Regions from separate parts of the Homo sapiens genome. Here region 1 is linked to region 2. Evidence: chromatin loops called from intact Hi-C (ENCODE). Cell type or tissue: heart left ventricle. All regions are shown on one strand. Links, peaks and the distances in the headings refer to the core of each region. The heading gives the core; the rest is flanking DNA. Region 1 has its middle 19 kb from the start of TEX2. Region 2 overlaps TEX2 (testis expressed 2).

What was found. A loop is a pair of places that touch in the nucleus more often than their neighbours do. Peaks named below come from ENCODE experiments on the same cell type or tissue, not always from the same donor. Only the 100,000 strongest peaks of a DNase experiment are listed, where the experiment ranks them.
Region 1: a loop joins it to region 2, with 4 times the contacts of the local background. A loop is called at or near these places in 86 of 110 quality-filtered maps.

What each region holds. Positions count from the first base shown.
Region 1 is chr17:64,277,639-64,287,225 of GRCh38, reverse strand. No RefSeq gene overlaps it. Among named protein-coding and RNA genes, the nearest start is that of TEX2, 19 kb to the right of the region's middle. In heart left ventricle, for the core only: CTCF peaks have their summits at 4,870 and 5,069 (motif pointing right); DNase peaks (open chromatin) are centred at 4,515, 5,085 and 8,472; H3K27ac peaks cover 189 bases.
Region 2 is chr17:64,148,526-64,158,112 of GRCh38, reverse strand. TEX2 (testis expressed 2) reads left to right here. Exons shown (of 12, transcript NM_001288732.2): 9 at 3,146-3,271; 10 at 4,959-5,168; 11 at 7,152-7,272; 12 at 9,022-9,587. The coding sequence ends at 9,144. Among named protein-coding and RNA genes, the nearest start is that of SNORA50C, 7.0 kb to the right of the region's middle. In heart left ventricle, for the core only: a CTCF peak has its summit at 5,473; DNase peaks (open chromatin) are centred at 1,872, 3,192 and 7,618; H3K4me3 peaks cover 454 bases; H3K27ac peaks cover 6,844 bases.

The DNA of each region.
Region 1 (9,587 bases), core at 609-8,608, 130 kb before region 2:
GAGCCAAGATCATGCCATTGCACTCCAGCCTGGGGGATAAGAGCGAGACTTCGTCTCAAAAAAAAAGAACACACAAAGATAATTTCCTACATAGGGATACCTTTATCACACCAAACGTAGGTCATCATATTTCTTTGATAATCCAATGCCCAGTTCATATTCAAATTTCCCCAGTTATTTCAAGGACATTACGTATAGTTCTTTTGTTTGAAAAAGGATCTAATTACAGTGGAGGTGCCCTTTAATCTGCAACAAGAAGGCAGGGTGAGAAGGCTTTGTGGGCAAAGCAGCTCCTGGGCAAAGGCTCAGGGGGACAGTCTGGGCCTGGGGAAATTGACGAACTCAGCTTGAGGAAGATGGGCCCAGTTCGGAGGCCCTACTGGCCCTGCTGTGTTCCCACTGGAGGAGAGAGAGCGAGCCCTCCTAGGCACAGCTGTGACATGCCCAGAGAGTGGGGCTCTGATGAAAGGGCCTGCTGGTTCTTGCTATGATCCCCAGGGCCTGATTCAGGACACACCTCGGGCTGGAGGGCCTTCTTCGAACCTTCCTTCAGTCAAGGGAGCGGTCAGTCCAACAATCCACGGCTCTGGAAAGTTCCCCCTGAAGATTGGTTCTGTCCTGCTCACCCTGTGCTCCCTATGGGGACAGGCCCTGCCTTGGACTCCCAGGACAGTGTCTTTCTACTGTCTCTCAAGACAGGCAGGGCACTTGTATTAATCCACTTTCACACTGCTGAGAAACACATACCCCAGGCCGGTCACAGTGGCTCACGCCTGTTATGCCAGCATCTTGGGAGGTTGAGGCAGGCAGATCACCTGAGGTCAGGAGTTTGAGACCAGCCTGGCCAACATGGCGAAACCCTGTCTCTACTAAAAATGCAAAAATTAGCCAGGCGTGGTGGCAAGCGCCTGTAATCCCAGCTACTTGGGACGCCAAGGCAGGAGAATCGCTTGAACCAGGGAGGCAGGGGCGGCAGTGAGGCAAAATAGCACCACTGCACTCCAGCCCGGGCAACAGAGTGAGACTCTGTCTCAAAATAAATAAATAAAAATAAAAGACATACCTGACACACCCAAGACTAGGCGATTTACAAAAGAAAGAGATTTAATGGACTCACAGTTCCACGTGGCTGGGGAGGCCTCACAATCATGGCAGAAAGTGAAAGGCACGTCTCACGTGGCAGCAGACAAGGGAAGAGAGTTTGTGCAGGGAGACTGCCCTTTATAAAACCATCAGATCTCATGAGACTTATTCACTATCACATGAATAGCATGGGAAAGACCTGCCCCCATGATTCAATTACCTCCCACTGGGTCACTCCCAACACATGGGAATTGTGGGAGCTACAATTCAAGATGAGATTTGAGTGGGGACACAGCCAAACCATATCAGGACCCTTCCTCCAGCCCTGTTAGGACATGTGGCAGATCCTGACTATAACAGCCCAAGACAGTGCTGTCTCTCCCTCAGGGCCCCATCATCCAGCCCTCTCAACTCCAGGATGGGCTGCCATGGTCCTCTGGGTGCCTTTGCCTGGTTCTAGTCACTGTGTTGAATGTCAGAGAAGGAAATAGCTGCAGTCTCTGTTTAGAGCCCTGTCCTTTGAGAACAGCAGGTACTCTTGATGTGGGCTGTAGATGACCTTTTGAAAATCAGACCCTGCTTCCCAGGAGCCTTTCATCATGTTTCTGAGATGTTGCTCTTCTCTCTTTGATGGAACTTCAGACAGAAGCCAATCTGCAGCCTAAGCCTGCCCGGGCCTTGAGTCCACTTAACAACCTAGGAGCCCTGTTGGATGTGCCAGAGGAGTATTGATAATCAGGGAGCAGAGATAGAGGAGTTAGGCAGGGGCAGCTTGGCCCTCTACGACCTCCTGGCACAGCACCATGAAGCCTAGGTGTCTGGCCCCTGACAATTTGCTCCATGCAGCAAGGGGCAGGGTTGGGAGGGGTCTTTCTTATTCATCAGCCAGTCAATAAAGCATCTTTCCAGGTGGGGCTTTAGTTCAGGCCTTACCTTTCCAGGAACTTCTGTTTGTTTGTTTTGAGATGGAGTTTCGCTCTTGTTGCCCAGGCTTGAGTGCAATGGCACAATCTCGGCTCACTGCAACCTCCGCCTCACGAGTCCAAGCGATTCTCCTGCTTCAGCCTCCCAAGTAGCTGGAACTATAAACACGCACCACCACGCCTGGCTAACTTTTTGTATTTTTAGTAGAGACGGGGTTTCACGATGTTGGCCAGGGTGGTTGAACTCCTGATCGCAGGTGATTCTCCCGCCTCGGCCTCCCAAAGTGCTGGGATTACTGGCATGAGCCACTGCCCTCAGCCTCTGGAAACTTCTTTATCAGCTTACTTCATTAATCAAGCTGTCGGGAGTTGGGTGAATAATTCAGGAGGCCAATTTCATTCAGTCATTCATTTATTCACTCATTCAACATACATTTTTGAGCACACGCTGTTTTCCAGGCACAATTCTAGGGGCTGGGCATATAGTGGTGAAAAAGACAAAGTTCCCACCCTCACAGGGCTGTAGTCTGGCAAATTCGCCTGCATTTAATTGGTTTCAGCAAGAAACAGAATGGCCAGACCACTGAAGGCTCAAGTCAGCTGACCCACCACAGACAGGATCAGCAGGAATGGTGTGGCCAGTAGACCTAATGACCAACGGATATAATTTTAATATATATCCTGGCCAAATCTCATGTTGAACTGTAAACCCTGGTGTTGGAGGCGAGGCCTGGTGGGAGATGTCTGGGTCATGGGAGCGGATCCCTCATGGCTTGGTGCTGTCCTCGTGATAGTAAATGAGTTCTCAGGAGATCTGGTTGTTTAAGTATGTGGCACCCCTCACAACCACCACTCTCTCTCTTGCTCCTGCTCTGGCCACGTGACATGTCTGCTCCCGCTTCATCTTCAGCCAGGAATAAAAGCACCCTGAGGCCTCCCCAGAAGCCAAGCAGGTGCTGGCACCATGGTTGCACAGCCTGCAAAACCATGACCCAATTAAACCTCTTTTGTAAATTACTCAGTCTCAGGTATTTCTTTATAGCAATGCAAGAATGGCCTAATACACCAGCTTTGGTCTCTGGACTACTAGAAGCATCTGAGTACCACAGCGGTGCCCACTTTGGAAAACCCTATTCTATGTCATCACGTACTGGTCATACAAATTGAGACACTGCCCTAGTCATTACAACCAGCCTTGGCTGTCCCTAAATCCCCCTCAGGCACCCACTACTCATCCTTCCCTAGAGAGATCACTTCTATAAATGACACACATCATCCATGACATGGGGATTCCACCTGAATTTACTTAGGGGAATGGTTCAAACCGTATATTTTAACTACACCCGGAGATTCTTCTTCAAGATTCCTTTAAGCGTTTGTCTTAGTCTGTTCCTGCTGCTATAACAAAATACCTTAGTCTGGGTGATTTATAAATAGTAGAAATTTATTTCTCACAGTTCTGGAGGCTGGAAAGTCCAAGATCAAGGGATTGGCAGATCCAGTATCTGGTGAGGGCTCCATCTCTGCTTTCAAGATGGTGCCTTGTTGCTGCGTCCTCCAGAAGAGACAAATGCTGTCTCCTCACATGGTGGAAAGGGAGAAAGGGATGAAAAGGACAAATAGGCTCCCTTCAGCCCTTTTATAAGAACCCTAATCCCATTCATGAGGGCAAGGCCCTCTGACCTAGTCATCTCCTAAAAGCCCCACCTCATGCATTGGGAACGAAATTTCAACACACATTTCGAAGAGACACACACATTCAAACCACAGTAGGGTTGTTCCTTTTAAACATTATTTAAAGGCACCCATATGTATGTAATAATAATAAGGGGGGCTGGGCACGGTGGCTCACGCCTGTAATCCCGGCACTTTGGGATGCCGAGGCGAACAGATCACTTGAGGTCAGGAGTTCGAGACCAGCCTGGCTAACATGGTGAAACCCCATCTCTACTAAAAATACAAAAACCAGCTGGGTGTGGTGGCACGTGTGCCTGTAGTCCCAGCTACCTGGGAGGCTGAGGCAGGAGAATCGCTTGAAACCAGGAGGCAGAGGTTGCTGTGAGCAGAGATCACACCACTGCACTCCAGCCTGGGCAACAGAGTGAGACTCTGTCTCAAAAATAATAATAAGGGCTTGGGGCTTTACCTATATTAAATAATTATGATTAAATGTAAATATAAGTGTAATTAAATTATTACACTAAATAGTCTTCACAACAAGCTTGAGAGCTGGGTATGAAGATTATCATGTTCTTTTCACAGATGAAGAAGCTGTGGCTCAGCAGGTTTGGGGGCAGAGCCAGGAGGAAATCCGCCATCTGCCTCCAGAGCCCTGCTTCGATGACATGTGTCACTCTTGAAACAATGCCACACTCTGGAGGAAGTTTTCCAGATTCCTCCGGAAGAGGACAGAGACTGGCAATTCCGGAAAGGTCATCTAGGGAGTGCCAGGTCCCCAAACCCACTGAGCCTTTGTCAATTACAGATCCCCAGGGCCCCCCACCCCCGACCGCCTGCGTCAGGATTTCTGGGCAGACACAACAAAATTATGTCAAAGCGCCCCAAACACTTCAGAGCCAAGTGGCCCCGCAGCTGGTTTAGGGGCCTTCCAGAACAGTTGGCCCCGGGGGGATTCGATGTGGGTGGAGGACGCAGGTATGGGTTCCTCTCGGACCACCCTCTCTCAGGTGGGCTTCCAGCGGGCAGGGGCCAGCTTTTCTCTGCACTAGTGGGTGGGCTTGCTCCTCTCTGTACATTGGACACAGTGGAGACAAATTTCCGGAAAGGCTCAGGCTGAACACAGGATAGCCCTAAGGGTGGGCTAGATTCATGGAGAATGTATCGCGGACTAGTCAGTCATATAAAATACTTGAGCCATATTTTTGTTCACCTGAGGTCAATTCCATGAGGCCCCTGGGATACCCACTGGGCCCATAGAAGCCCCAAGATAAAAGTCCCAGCGTAACATTTTTGCTACTTATGGAGCTATACCATTGCTTGTTTAATTCTTCCTTGAAATTTTTTTTTTTTTGTCTAAGAGTAGTTGCTTAGTTTGACCACGAGGTAGCGCTAACGGGCTTGGTAGCCAATGGACGGGGGCGTGGTAAGCCTTGTGGACTTAAGAGGAAAATCTCAACATTGCCCCTTTATTAATTAATCAAACCTTGGATTTTTTCCCCCCATTCTGCACTTTCCAAATTTTCTGTATTGAGTTTGCATTGTTTTTACAGAAGCAGAATAAGGGCAGGGGTGGGGGACGATAGAGAATCACTACGCAATGATAATCTGTTATTTTGACATATTAACTTTAGACACTGTCTTTATGTGGCTGTAGTTATAGGATATGTGTATTTGTTTTATTGGAGTGCAGTGGCATGATCACAGCTCACTGCAGCCTCGACCTCCTGTGCTCAAGTGATCCTCCCATCTCAGCTTCCCAAGCAGCTGGGACTACCGGTGTGTGCCACCATGCCCAGGTAATTTTTTTGTTTTTAATTTTTTGTTTGTTTGTTTTGAGATGGTCTCGCTCTGTCACCCAAGCTGGAATGCAGTGATGCGATCTTGGCTCACTGCAACCTCTGCCTCTCAGGTTCAAGGGATTCTCATACCTCAGCCTCCCAAGTAGCTGGGACTACAGCTGCATGCCACCATGCCCAGTTAATTTTTGCATTTTTAGTATAGACAGGGTTTCGCCATGTTGGCCAAGCTGGTCTCGAACTCCTGACCTCAAGTGATCCACCTATCTCGGCCTCCCAAAGTGCTGGGATTACAGGTGTGAGCCACCCCACGCAGCCTGTTTTTATTTTTTTGTAGGGGTCTCTCTATGTTGCCCAGGCTGGTCTCCAACTCTTGGGCTCAAGCGATCCTCCAGCCTCAGCCTCCCAAAGTGCTAGGATTATAGGTGTGAGCCATCAGGCCTGGCCTGTTTTATCATTTTTAAACTTGACTTTATAATTTTTTATGTTACTACAAGTTCTTCATGAACATTTATTACTGCACATTTTACAGTGACCATATATTGAGGGTTCACTTGGAACCATGCAAACACTTTGCTGTGTTAGGTGCATTTTTGTGTAGCCCTCACAATGGGAGGGCCTAACCCATGAGGTGGGTATTATTATCACCCATATTTTATCTGTGAGTAAAATGATGCTTCAAGAAGGCAGGTCACTTAATAGTAAATAAATGGAGGAGTGAGTCTGTCTAACATCCTGCCTTTCTCTAACCACAATGCTATTTCATTGAGTATGACCACGACTTAATTTACCTAGTGTGCCCATTTAATTTGGCCACATTTCATTATCAATAGCACTGCAGAAAATATCTCTATGTAGAAAGTTTATTCTGCATTCAGGAAATATTTATAGAAGTGGACTTGATAGCCTAAACATTTTGAAGACTCTTGATAAATATTCAGTGCCAAATATGAAGAAAAAAAATCAGGAAAACTTAACTCTGGCTGGCTATTTTATGATATTAAGAATTATTGTTACTTTTTCTAGGCATGCTAATGCTGTTGCGGTCGTATATTTTTAAAGATACACAATGAAGTACTTACAAATGAAATAATATATTTGGAATTTGTTTGAAAATGCAATTGAGACAGGACTAGGGAGCTGATGAAAAAAGATTAGGCATGTGTTGCTCATTGGGTTACGGGAATCACAGGCATTGATTCCGCCGCTATCATCTCTGCTTTTGTGTCTATCTGAGATTTTCTTTTTTCTTTTTTCTTTTTTTTTTTTGAGATGGAGTCTCGTTCTGTCTCCCAGGCTGGAATGCAGTGACAGGATCTTTGCTCACTGCAACTTCCACTTCCCGGGTTCAAGCAATTCTCGTGCGTCAGCCTCCTGAGTAGCTGGGATTACAGATGTATACCACCATGCCCAGCTAATTTTTGTATTTTTAGTAGAGACGGGGTTTCACCATGTTAGCCAGGCTGGTCTCGAACTCCTGACCTCAGGTGATCCGCCCGCCTCGGCCTCCCAAAGTGCTGGAATTACAGGCATGAGCACCCAGTCTTTTTTTTTTTGTTTGAGACAGAGTCTTGCTCTGTCGCCCAAGCTAGAGTGCAGTGAAGTGATCTCAGGTTACTTCAACCTCCACCTCCCGGGTTCAAGCGATTCTCCTGTCTCAACTTCCCGTGTTTGAAATTTTCTATGATTAAAAAGCTTCAAATATCCAGATGAGGAAACTACCGAAAGAAAAAAAAAAAGCTTAAAATATAGCTATGAAACAAAAGATCTGATAGTCTACAGGACAAGCTAGCCCCGTGATTCCTCTTCTGCCTAATTAGTGAGACACGCAGAATAAAGGAGTAGCTTTCTAGAACAGTTTTGTTCAACCTCCTCTCCCATCAAACAAAAGTTAAGGTCTCCCTAAAACCAAAACACATCAATCTATTTTGTTTTTCAAAAACTTGTGTTTATTTATTTTATTTTAATTAATTAATTAATTAATTATTTTGAGACAGTGTTTCATTCTTGTTGCCCAGGCTGGAGTGCAATGGTACAATCTCGGGTCACTGAAACCTTTGCCTCCCAGGTTCAAGTGATTCTCCTACCTCAGCCTCCCAAGAAGCTGGGATTACAGGCATGTGCCACCACGCCCGGCTAATTTTTGTATTTTCAGTAGAGATGGGGTTTCACCATGTTGGCCAGGCTGGCCTCGAACTCCTGACCTCATGTGATCCACCCACCTCGGCCTCCCAAAGTCATGCCTTACAGGCGAGAGCCACTGCACCCGGCCAAAAACTTGTATTTATTTTTAAATAAGATTATAAAGTTGGACAGAATTTTAAAGGTCTGGTCCTTATTCTTTTAAACTTCTGATTTTTTTTTTAATGGAGTCTTGCTCTGTCACCCAGGCTAGAGTACAGTGACACAATCTTGGCTCACTGCAGCCTCCACCTCCCTGGGTTCAAATGATCTTCTCACCTTAGTCTCCCAAGTAGCTGGGACTATAGGTGCGCTACCAAGCCCAGCTTTTTTTTTTTTTTTTTTTTTTTTTTTTTTTTTACTTTTTTTTGCAGAGACGGGTTTCACCATGTTGCCCAGGCTGGTCTTGAACTCCTGAGCTCAAAGCAGTCCACCTATCTTGGCCTCCCAAAGTGCTGGGATTACAAGCATGAGCCACCACACCCAGCCATAGTCAATAATCTTGTGACAATTTTACATACACACTTCCCAACTGTAGTTTGATGCAGGCTTTGTTAAATTTCTGGAAATGTCTAGTGTTCCCCTTTATAGTAAGGAAACTCACCAACCGTTATTGGAGAAAGTCCCTTGGGAGAGGTCACAGCATCAAAAGGAAAGAGAGTTACACCTCTTGTCAGTTTGTAAACACACAGACACACACACACACACACACACACGCACGTGCTTACACATCCTTGGTTTTACTCACATCCTTCTCCCTACTCTGTCTGGGCAGGCACTTCCTGTCCACCCTCCCACATTATTTTCCCAGGACTCTCATGCCTTACCTGGCCAACTCTGCCAGAATCAGCAGCCAGGCTTGGGCCTGTCACACAGGACTCATGCTGGTTCCCAGTGGGCTAGACTCAAAACCACACCCCTCTTAATAGATCTTGGTTTTTCAGTCTTCAGAAGTCCTTAAGAGAAAGCAAAATTTAGCATACCCCATTCACTCTTTTTTGTGCAGACTCAGCCACAGAAACAGGAATTTCCTCATGGTACTGCTCTGTTCCCTAGATGGGACTTGTCAGTTTGAAGCTTCTGCAGCCTAGGACGAAGTGATGTCTGTCACACCTTGCGGAACAAGAACAGAAACTCAGGGCCAGGCAGGTGGCTCACACATGTAATCCCAGCACTTCGGGGGCTGAGGTGGGAGGGTCGCTTGAGCCCAGAAGTTTGAGACCAGCCTGGGCAACATAGCAAGACCCTATCTCTACAAAAAATATAAAAATTAACTGGGTGTGGTGGTGTGGGCCTGTAGTCCTAGCAACTCAGGAGGCTAAGGTGGGAGGATCGCTTGAGCCCAGGAGGTGGAGGCTGCAGTGAGCTGGGATGGCACCACTGCAATCCAGCCTGGGAGACAAAGCCAGATTCTGTTCTCAAAAAAAAAAAAAAAAAAAAAAAGAACAGAAACTCTCTGGTTCATCCCAGCAGCTGTTAGCCTAAAAATATCTCAACTCAGCATGCAGTAACTTTTTTCTCTCTCTCTTTCTGGCAGATGAGGCTGGAGTCAGACAGGACCTTTCCAAACGCTAGCTGGATAGAGTATGTTGTGTCTAGAAAAGCTGAGAGAAGGACAGAGAAGAACTGAGAAAGGTTTCCTTGAGTTCAACAGGCCCAGAGAGGGCCCTTCACGGGCCCCTAGTGGATTTCACTCTTTCAACAAGTGTTTCTGGAGGGTCTCTAAAGGGTCTGGTCTTAGGAAAGGAGGGAGGGGACAAGGTCCAATTTCTGCATTCCTGGAGTCCACAATTCAAGAGCAGAGATGCTAATAAGTATGTGTATGGCTCTTTTGATGTGTCACAAGGGAGATACACAAGGGACCTCAGGAGAGGACCGGAGGGACCTAGGCCATTCTTGATTTACAACCCTGGGCCAAAGGAAA
Region 2 (9,587 bases), core at 1,054-9,053:
TCTTTTCCCAAATAGTCCTTTTGTCGCACACTGCAGGTAACATAACATACAACATTCAGATGGGATTGAGATAGTAACCTGAGCAGCCTCTGCTTTAGGAACTGCCCTGCAGAGGGCCAGAATGAGTTAGTTAAAGGGAGCGCTCTGCCTTTTGGGTGGCCTTTAAATGGAAAGTGGCATGGAAGTGAAGTGTTTCCTATAAGGCACTTGGCCTCTTCCTGCTCCACCACTGCAGTCTGGGCCCTTTGTACAAGTCCCCAAGTCAGAAGGTGGCCCCATCTGACCTCTTTTGGGTTACTAGTTCACATCTACCCCAAACTACCCATCTGCCCCCAGGCCCCTGGTGTTCTGGGCACTGAGTGCCTGCAGTTTACACTGTGACTCAGTCTAGTTTGTGGGTGTGTATGCACATGTGTGCCTGTGGCAGGTGTATAGAACTGATTTTCTCAAAAGAAAAATTAGTGCATTCTTGAGTGTGGTCTCCCTCAAAGCAAACATCTCACAGGGCTTCTTAATTTAATTATGCGTCTTCATTTAAAGCATTTTGGGGGCTTCTTTTTAGAATTGCCTCCACAGTCCGTGACATTCTTTTAGCTATCCTGAGTGACAGCAAATTGTCCTGCTTTGTAGATGGTTTGGACCTTTGAGAAATTGCTAGAAGTCATCAGAGGTGGTGGTCATTATGAGACCAAGAAATAAAATATTTGGTCTAAGAGTGTCAGTGATAAAATAATTCACTTTTTCTTATATATCTGACATTTCCAAAAGATTTTTGGCAGAAGGAACATAACTGGAATAAGCCTTTTAAGGTGTCTCTTTGAAAGGATACCACACTCATCTGGAATTCTGAGGTGTGTTTAAAACAAGTAGGCTAATTACATTCCAGCACGTCTTCTACAAGTAAGTGTGGTGTATCTTCCTCTGAAGTTCATGCTGAGGTCATAAAATGCATGTTCATTTATAAAAATGAATATCAGGCAAACACTGGGCTACACTTATAATTCCTAAGTATTGGGTGCCGCATAATACTGCCCCCAGCGCGGAGAGCAGAGGTACCACTCGGTCAAAATCAGATTTTCACATCATCTGATCAGCTTGAACTGGTACAGCATTACCTAAAGTGTTCACTTCAAGCCACAAAATTTGTCCTGTTCTGTGACCTGCAGAGGATTAACTCAGTAACCTGAGAGCTTGCCACAGCGCTCAGCCTCTGGCATCTTCTGCCCAGGGTTGGAGCTGCCAGATGATATGGCCCAGTGGGGACACAAGGAGCAGTGGCTCAGCAGATCTCACTGGGGTCCCAGAGCTTGCAGGCAGCCTTTTGTGCTTTGTGGGTGAGGAGCAGGCTCCCTGTGCTGTGGGGACAGATTTCACACCTGGCAGCATGAGGTCAGAGAGCCTCAGGCACTGCCATCCTACTGATGGAGAACTCTGATGCTCTTCTGAGAGGGGCGTGTGATCTTTGGGGATTTACATCTCTGACTTTCCTCACCCAAGACCCGGTTTAGGCTTTCATAGGAATTGAATTTTGCTATATACATTTTAAATATAAGATTCCTGTGAGGGCTGCCTAACCACAGCACACTCTGATATGGCTCTGCAGCCAGTGGATACACATAAGCATTTCCTGGACCAGCCAGGCCTCTGGTGGAAGGAGGAAGACTCAGTTACGTGCTGTCCCATGGCCAGGGACAAGAGGCTTTTGTTTCTGCAGAGGGAGTTTCCCTTTAATGTGGAAGTCCAGCCTGTTGGCTGGAGCACTGGCTCTAATGTTTCAGAGTGGGGGTAGGGAGGAGCTGTGTGTCCTGCCAGGGAGGACACAGTCCGGGTCCTCTTACAGCCGGCTCCTGTTTCCAGTGTAGAGGTTTCAGTCCTACCCTCCCAGTGCACAGGGCTGGGGCCACTGCCGGGCCTTCAGTTCCACACTGGCATGTGTGCTGTGCCCTTGGGTGCCTTTGGCTCCTGTTGGTCAGGCGATAACTGTCCCCGTGGGCCTCTGGTGGCCCAAGGACAGCATCAGGAAAACCAAAGGACTGCAGCTGCAGGGAGATAGGCCCTGAGCCCCACTGCCTTCCCTTGTCCATGTAACTGTGTCCTTGTCAAAAATACAATGACCAGCCTCTGCTTGGTGACCATTTGGTTGTGTAATAGTGTTCAGAGACTACTCTGTCCCTTGTTCATTTTGTCCCATTTAAGTCTCTGGGCTCAGACACAGCCCTGCCAGTACTTTCTGAAGCAAAGCCACGGTCCAGGGAGGAAGCTGCTTTCTATAGGCCCGAGGCTCAGCCCAGAAGCCCCCAGGTCCCCTCCGACGGGAACTGGACCCCTCACCTCTGCGGGTAATCCAGCAACCCCACACCTCTGGAACTGAGTATCTGCCCTGGAGAGCTGAGTGAGGGACACTGCTGTCCCATGAGGCTTTCCCTTACTTCAGTCAAAGGAATGGTCTTTAGACATGTATTTTTCCGGAAAATTTCCTGGGTTCTCATGTCAGTTGCTTCCTAGAGTCTCCTGAGACTTTTTGTGTGTGTGTGTGTATGTGGTTGTTGGCTTTTTCTGTGACCCTCAGGAGATAGGGCAGGTGTGGAGTGAAATACGTAATTTCACTGGAAAGGAGTCATGAGTCAAAACTCACTTGGAGGGTTACTAAGCCAGAAAGCATCAGAGTTGCTGAATTAAGCCAGAGCCAAGGGACTTGCCTCAACATCCCATCATCAGTGAGAAGTGGCCATGTCACCAGTATAAGCTGTCACCTCACTCTTGCAACCATCCGCTCTTTCTGTTCATCCTCCCGTGTGGCTCCGCTGCACTGCTGGTTGAAATCACTGCATTTTATGTGCGCATCACACTCCCACCTCCTGTCCTTCTGACGCATGCTCAAAAGCAACCTCTTCTGGGTCCAAGGCCTCTGTGGTCCTGTCAGAGGCCTTGGTGCTGAAGAGTGTCCTGAGCATCTGCGCTGATCCAAGGATTCTTGGATTGGGCCTCTTCTGGTTTGGGTGGGTTGGAGAGAATGACGAGATGTAGTTAACAGTTACATCCCGACCCTGTTGTGGTTGAGTGTGTGTGCATGGGTGTGTGTGTTCTCTTTCTAAGCAGAGCTTGGGTGAGGGCAGGCAGTGGTGGTGACTCTCTCTCTGTCCAGTTGCAGGCCCCGGGCATTCTGTCTGGCGGACAGCGATGAGGAATCCTCCAGCGCTGGCTCCTCCGAGGAAGACGATGCCCCAGAGCCCAGCGGGGGAGACAAACAGCTCCTCCCAGGGGCTGAAGGGTGAGTGGATCAGTGCTTCTGTGCCTCTGAGTCTCCAGGGATCAGGACAGCAAGTTGGGAGTGAACCTTGTTTCCCTTCCTTCCTCTGTGATCTTCCTTCCTCTTTAATGTTGAGTAGATGGTTTTTTTATTAATATCCCAGGTCAGTGGTCTGTTTAAATTCCAGGCAACCAAGCAAAAAGACCCATATAGCTTTCCTTACTAAAATGGCTTTCTGCTGCTGTTTGATTAAATAATAGAGAAGTTGAAGGGTGTGCTGATGATGAAAAGCATCTCCCTGAGCCTTCAGAAGGAACCGAGCATACACCCCCTCCCCCCGGAGAGCCTCCCTCCCCTCAGCTTCAGCTGGAGTGCATTTGCTTCTGTTGAGCTGCAAGTTCCTGCAAAGCAGAAACATTCAGATGATTTTCTTTGGCGAGTTTTGAAAGCGCTGATGACTGAGCTGATCTTTTGGATCATGAACTTCATTTGGAGGGGGTTACTCTTTCCCTGTTAACTTGGGCTGTGAAATGATCAAAGTGCTTAAATAGCCTATCCACAATGATCTTTTAATTACATAAAGTGAATTGAAGAAACTAAAAGAAGCCAAATAATTCAGAAACTTTTATAAGAAAAAACCAACCTATTCACTTTTGAAATCCTACAGGAGATGAGAATTCAGATGTTTGAGGAGTTGGTGCCAAAGTTTGTGTGTATTATTTACAGTCTAGCTGCTTGACCCTCTTAAGAATGATTGCTTTTCCCTGAACACATACTTTTCCTCATGTTCTGGAACTGTGGGGGATTTTAAAAAGCAAATATCCTTTCTTCTGAGTCTCATGGTACATGTGACCTGATACAACAGCTTATTTTCTTGGCCTGTGAGCACGTCAACTTGGTGTAGCATTTTGTTTGTTTGTTTGTTTTCTTGAGACAGCATCTTGCTCTGTCACCCAGGCCTGGAGTGCAGTGGCACGATCATAGCTCAATGCAGCCTCAACCTCCTGGGCTCAAGTGATCCTCCCATTTTAGCCTCCCGAGTAGCTGGGACTACAGATGCACACCACCACTCCTGGCTAATTTTCTGTTTGTTTTTTGTAGAGATGGGGGTCTCACTGTGTTGCCCAGGCTACATTTTTCTTTAAGAAGTTCCAAGCCCTTTGAAAAGTAATTGCCACTCAAGGTAGCCATGTGACACCACCTAAAGACAGTCCATTAATTACTGATTTATGTCCTATTGATGCAGCATGATTTGTTACTTGCTGCATGGAGATTATGAGATTGATATGTCATTGGATTTCTGTCTGGTATTGGAGTAGTATAAAGGAGGACAGGTGAGAAACCTCTGCATGAGGACTTTGTCCAGCTCTCCATTGTCAAGGTTTGGACTGTTTCAGACATTTACACCTTCTCTGAAGTAGTAGTTCTCAACTGGGGGTGATTTGGCCCCCCAGAGGACATTTGCCGATGTCTGGCAACATTTTTTATTGTCATAACTAGGGGGAGTGCTATTGGCATCTGGTAGGTAGAGACCAGGGATGCTGCTGAACACCCTGCAATGCACAGGATGCCCCCCGCCCCAACACAGAATCACCACATCCAAAACATCGAGTGGTGCTCTAAAGTAAGGGGAACGAAGAGCCACAGGTTTTTGTCTGTGAAAAGAGCAAAGTTTGTGCTAACCGCCCTTTGTGTTCCACATTTGAAGGTACGTTGGAGGTCATCGAACAAGTAAGATTATGAGGTTTGTTGATAAAATTACCAAGTCAAAATATTTCCAAAAAGCAACAGAGACAGAGTTTATTAAAAAGAAGATCGAAGAAGTCTCCAACACACCCCTGCTGCTCACTGTTGAAGTACAAGAATGTAGAGGAACCTTGGCGGTCAACATTCCACCACCCCCGACTGACCGAGTATGGTGCGTAGAGGGCCCTCAGGGACAATAAGTGATTCCTCCTATTGCATGGCCACAGAAATCCCAGCCTGCTTAACCTTGAGGTTATGGAAAGTACCTTCTCCCGGGCAGAAGCACTTCCAAACAATTTTCATGGGACCTTAATATTAGTTGCAAATCTGATGGTACTTTCTTCTGTGAGTGGTGAATTCACATTCAAGAATTCATGTTCACATGGTAGGAAAAGTTAAAGTCAATACATGAAGTTTATGAGATAAGCTGTTTCTATTATTGGTCTTCCTCCTCTGTAAAGCCAACTGTTCTGCCAGTAATAACAGCTGTCATTTGTAGATAGCGCCTTTATTCTCTGCCTGGCCCTGGTTGTAATTGCATTACCTGATTAGTCCTCATAGCATCCTGTTGAGGTAGATGCCATTGTTATCCCTACTTTAAAGATGGGGATCACACATCCAACAGAGTCTGGGAAGTTAGGGAGACTTCCCTGAGTTAGGCCTCAATGCTGAGGAGTCAGGAGCATGTGCATTTGGTGTCTGAGGACTGGATTCTCAGCCCCAGCTGCATGTTAAAATCACCTGGGGACTTGCTAAAAATATAGCTATGCCTGGCCCATCCCCCCGGATTTCAGGGGTCGGGGGTGATGAAGCCAGGGTTGAGAGTCACTGAAATAAATTACTGATGAGTTCAGCATCACTGCCTGTGAATCTCAATTTAAAATTGACATGCTAAGTCCTATAAAAATGGGCATAAGTGTAAATAGTGATTGCATAAGAGATCTCATTGTACCATAAACTACACTCATAACAAAAATATAGCTCTGTTCTATCATAGAGTAAAACCAACATGCTAGTACATACCATCGGTATTCAGAAGGATTTGTAGGAATGATCAGAAGAGGGGTTTTGAATTGACTAACCATTTAACGATAATGCTGGTATTTCCCAATAAAACTTTAAAATGCCTTTTTATACTTTTTTAAAGTAATATTTTCATTGTTAAAAAAAAGAGAAAGATTGGGAAAAGGTGAAAAATAGATAAATAAATAAAAACCCATAATCTCACCATCCAGAAATAACCACTGTTAATATATTGTATGGTCTTTCAAACCTTAAAAAAATTTTAATAGTTAAAATTGATACATTTCTTCTCCTTACTGCCAATTCTTTAGATTTATCAGTTTTAAATGCCTCTGCTCAGGGGGAGATAAAATAAAAGGGCTCTAGGATAGTGCTACCCAAGGCATGCTCAAATGCTGAACTATGTGTTATTGATCCATAAAGATAAGTATAGAGTGTTTAGAAATATTTATGGCAACTTGACATTTTTACTGTATTTCCAAAAGCACTGGTCCAGGACAGATTTAAGGTTTTAGATAGTTGATAGCATACAGGGTCTTGTCTGGATACTTTGCCAACAGTTCTGATTGCCAGTCTGCTCCCTCGGGAAGTCATACAAAGCGTATTGTTGGGGTGTAGGATGAAAAAACAGGTTTCAAACCTTATTGATCGACATATGCACAGGAGAATGTAAGGGGAGTTCACCCTACTTCTGTCAATAGTCCTCTCTTGGGGATGACATTCAGAGAGAGGCAGTGTGTCTTTCACTCTCTGCTTTATCTGCTTGTATGTATGTTTTGTTTTTGTAATGTACATATACTACTTTTATAAAAATTGAAAGAAAAAAGGTTATTGCCATTTTAGAAAAAAACAGAAACCAATGCCCAGGTCATGGACTTTTCCAGTGGTGCTTCCTGGCTCTCTCAGTTTGTCAGAACTGTTCTAAATCCGCCACAGCCCTAACACCATCCAGGGAACACAGGGGGTTCACAATTCATACTTTGTGTGTGGAATATTTTTAGAGGGCATTTTCAGAAGAAAATAACATTTTAAGTAGTGATAAAGCCCCATGTAAATGAGAACTGTTTGCTGTCAGTGCCTGTCTCATTCCTTGCTTTGCTTCTAAATGTGGTTATTACTTGTCTTCAAAAAGGTATGGTTTCCGAAAGCCACCACATGTGGAGCTGAAAGCTCGGCCAAAACTTGGAGAGAGAGAAGTGACTTTAGTTCATGTGACAGACTGGATAGAGAAGAAACTGGAGCAAGAGTTTCAGGTAAACCTCTAGTGTTATCTAGTATTTCACACCAAGTATAGAAGCTCTGGGTTTAGCCGAGGTTCTGAACTTCAGCTGGGTCAGGATCCTCTTTTGAAAATCTGATGGTGACCTTCATCCCGGAAGAGTATTACATTTGATCAAATATGGGAATAAAACTTCAGGTACAGTATCAAAGCCCTGAAACTTATCCACAGAACATTACTAAGTCATCTTCAGAGGAAACCCAAAAGATTTGGGTCAGAGCAAAATGATGATGTCTTTTCCCAGCAAGCCTGCCAGGACTGTCAGGCTTTGTTTTCTCTTATGCAAGGCCTGGCCTTGCCCAACTCTTAGCACCCGGCCTGTGGGCAGGGAGGCTGCCCCCTGTTCTTGTGTGCTGTTCACCTTGCTCAGTTTGTTCAGTTCAACAAACATTCCTGGAAACCCTTCTGTGTGCCAGGTACCACCTGCCCTGGGAGTCCAAAGATGAATCTGGCCTCTCCCTCCCCTGGGTAGCTTCTAGTGTAGTCTGGGAGTTCATTAAGCCAGAGCTTACTCTCTCAGCTTTTCTTTCTGCATTTGGCCACCAAAGGTAATAGCAGTATAGCTGAGGCCCTAGGATGAGCTATTTCCATCAAACTTTTATCAGATATTTGAAGCACAGTTGTCTGTCGGGGTTTTATGGATTAGCAAACTATTTACTTTTAATGAAATTCACCTTTTGAAGAAGACCTACATTCTTTTTGCAGTGGTATATTTTGAGTTACTGCCTTAAAAAAATCCTCTTATTTAAAAACTAGAGATTAAACATAACTGATAACCAATTTCTGAAAAAGCTTAATGTCATCACCAAATAGAAAAGTACTTTGAACCTACTGAGGGGAAAGAACATCATGCCTTTTATTTTTCCCTTTTTCTTTCTTTTTTTTTTTTTTTTTTTTAAGACAGAGTCTTGCTGTGTCGCCCAGGCTGGAGTGCAATGGCGCCATCTCGGCTCACTGCAAACTCCGTCCCCCAGGTTCACACCATTCTCATGCCTCAGCCTCCCGAGTAGCTGGGACTACAGGCACCCGCCACCACACCCAGCTAATTTTTTGTATTTTTAGTAGAGATGGGGGTTTCACTGTATTAGCCAGGATGGTCTCGATCTCCTAACCTCGTGATCTGCCCACCTCGGCCTCCCAAAGTGCTGGGATTACAGGTGTGAGCTACCATGCCTGGCCTAATTTTTTGGTATTTTTAGTTGAGACAGGGTTTCACCATGTTGGCCAGGCTGGTCTTGAACTCTGGACCTCAGATGATCTGCCTGCCTTGGCCTCCCAAAGTACTGGGATTACAGGCGTGAACCATCGCACCTGGCCATTAGCTTACATTTTATCGCTAGGATTTATTAATAAAAGGATAATTCACATGGAATATGTGTTCTAGACATAGTAACTGGGAACTACTGTGAACAGCTTAAGCCAATTCTCTTAAATTGTTGGATATATATCAGTGCATATGGGCAACCTTATTATATGTATACAAAATCAAAGGCCACTTCTGCCTCCGAGCTGATATATTAGAGGATTCTCGTATCCATGCGCTGGTATGATTCCTCAACTCTTTCTAAAGTATGTATGGTGGGAGAATTAGTTTGGAATGCATAGCAAGTTTTTATATGTACTTTTAAAAATCAGTCTAAGCCCTAAAATTATCAGAACAAAGGAGGGTGACAGCCTGGCAAGGCATTCTTCCACATAGCTGTTCTTTAATATCTTCCTACAGAAAGTTTTTGTCATGCCAAACATGGATGATGTTTATATCACTATAATGCACTCAGCCATGGACCCTCGCTCTACTTCCTGCCTCCTGAAAGACCCACCTGTGGAGGCTGCTGATCAGCCATGATGGGTGATGTCAGATGTTCCCCATATTGTGACATCGAGCTGGATGTGTGGGGTTCTTGGCCGCCATCTGTACTGTAGCACTGGCCTCTGTGCCACAGCTACTGTTTCTTAAAGGACTGCTTCTGCCCTCTGCCTGCCAGTGCCCATTCCACTGTGAGGTGTCATTCCCTGCATCTAGTGACAACTGTCTGGATTGCCTGCTGCAAAGCTTTGATTTGGCAAAGGAGACCATGGAAGAATCATGGTGGATCCAGAAGTTATACGTGACCCACACCATGGCTTTTAAAAGTCTACCCATGTTTGTGGCAGCAAATGAGCACAGTAAGAGCAAAGCTGAACAACTTGCCTCCTCTACTCCTCCAAAGCTTTTCTTCAGGCAGCCGGTGCACAGTGGACTTTTTCACTTCTATACTTTGTATGCGGCCTTCCACACTTCCAGAGAAT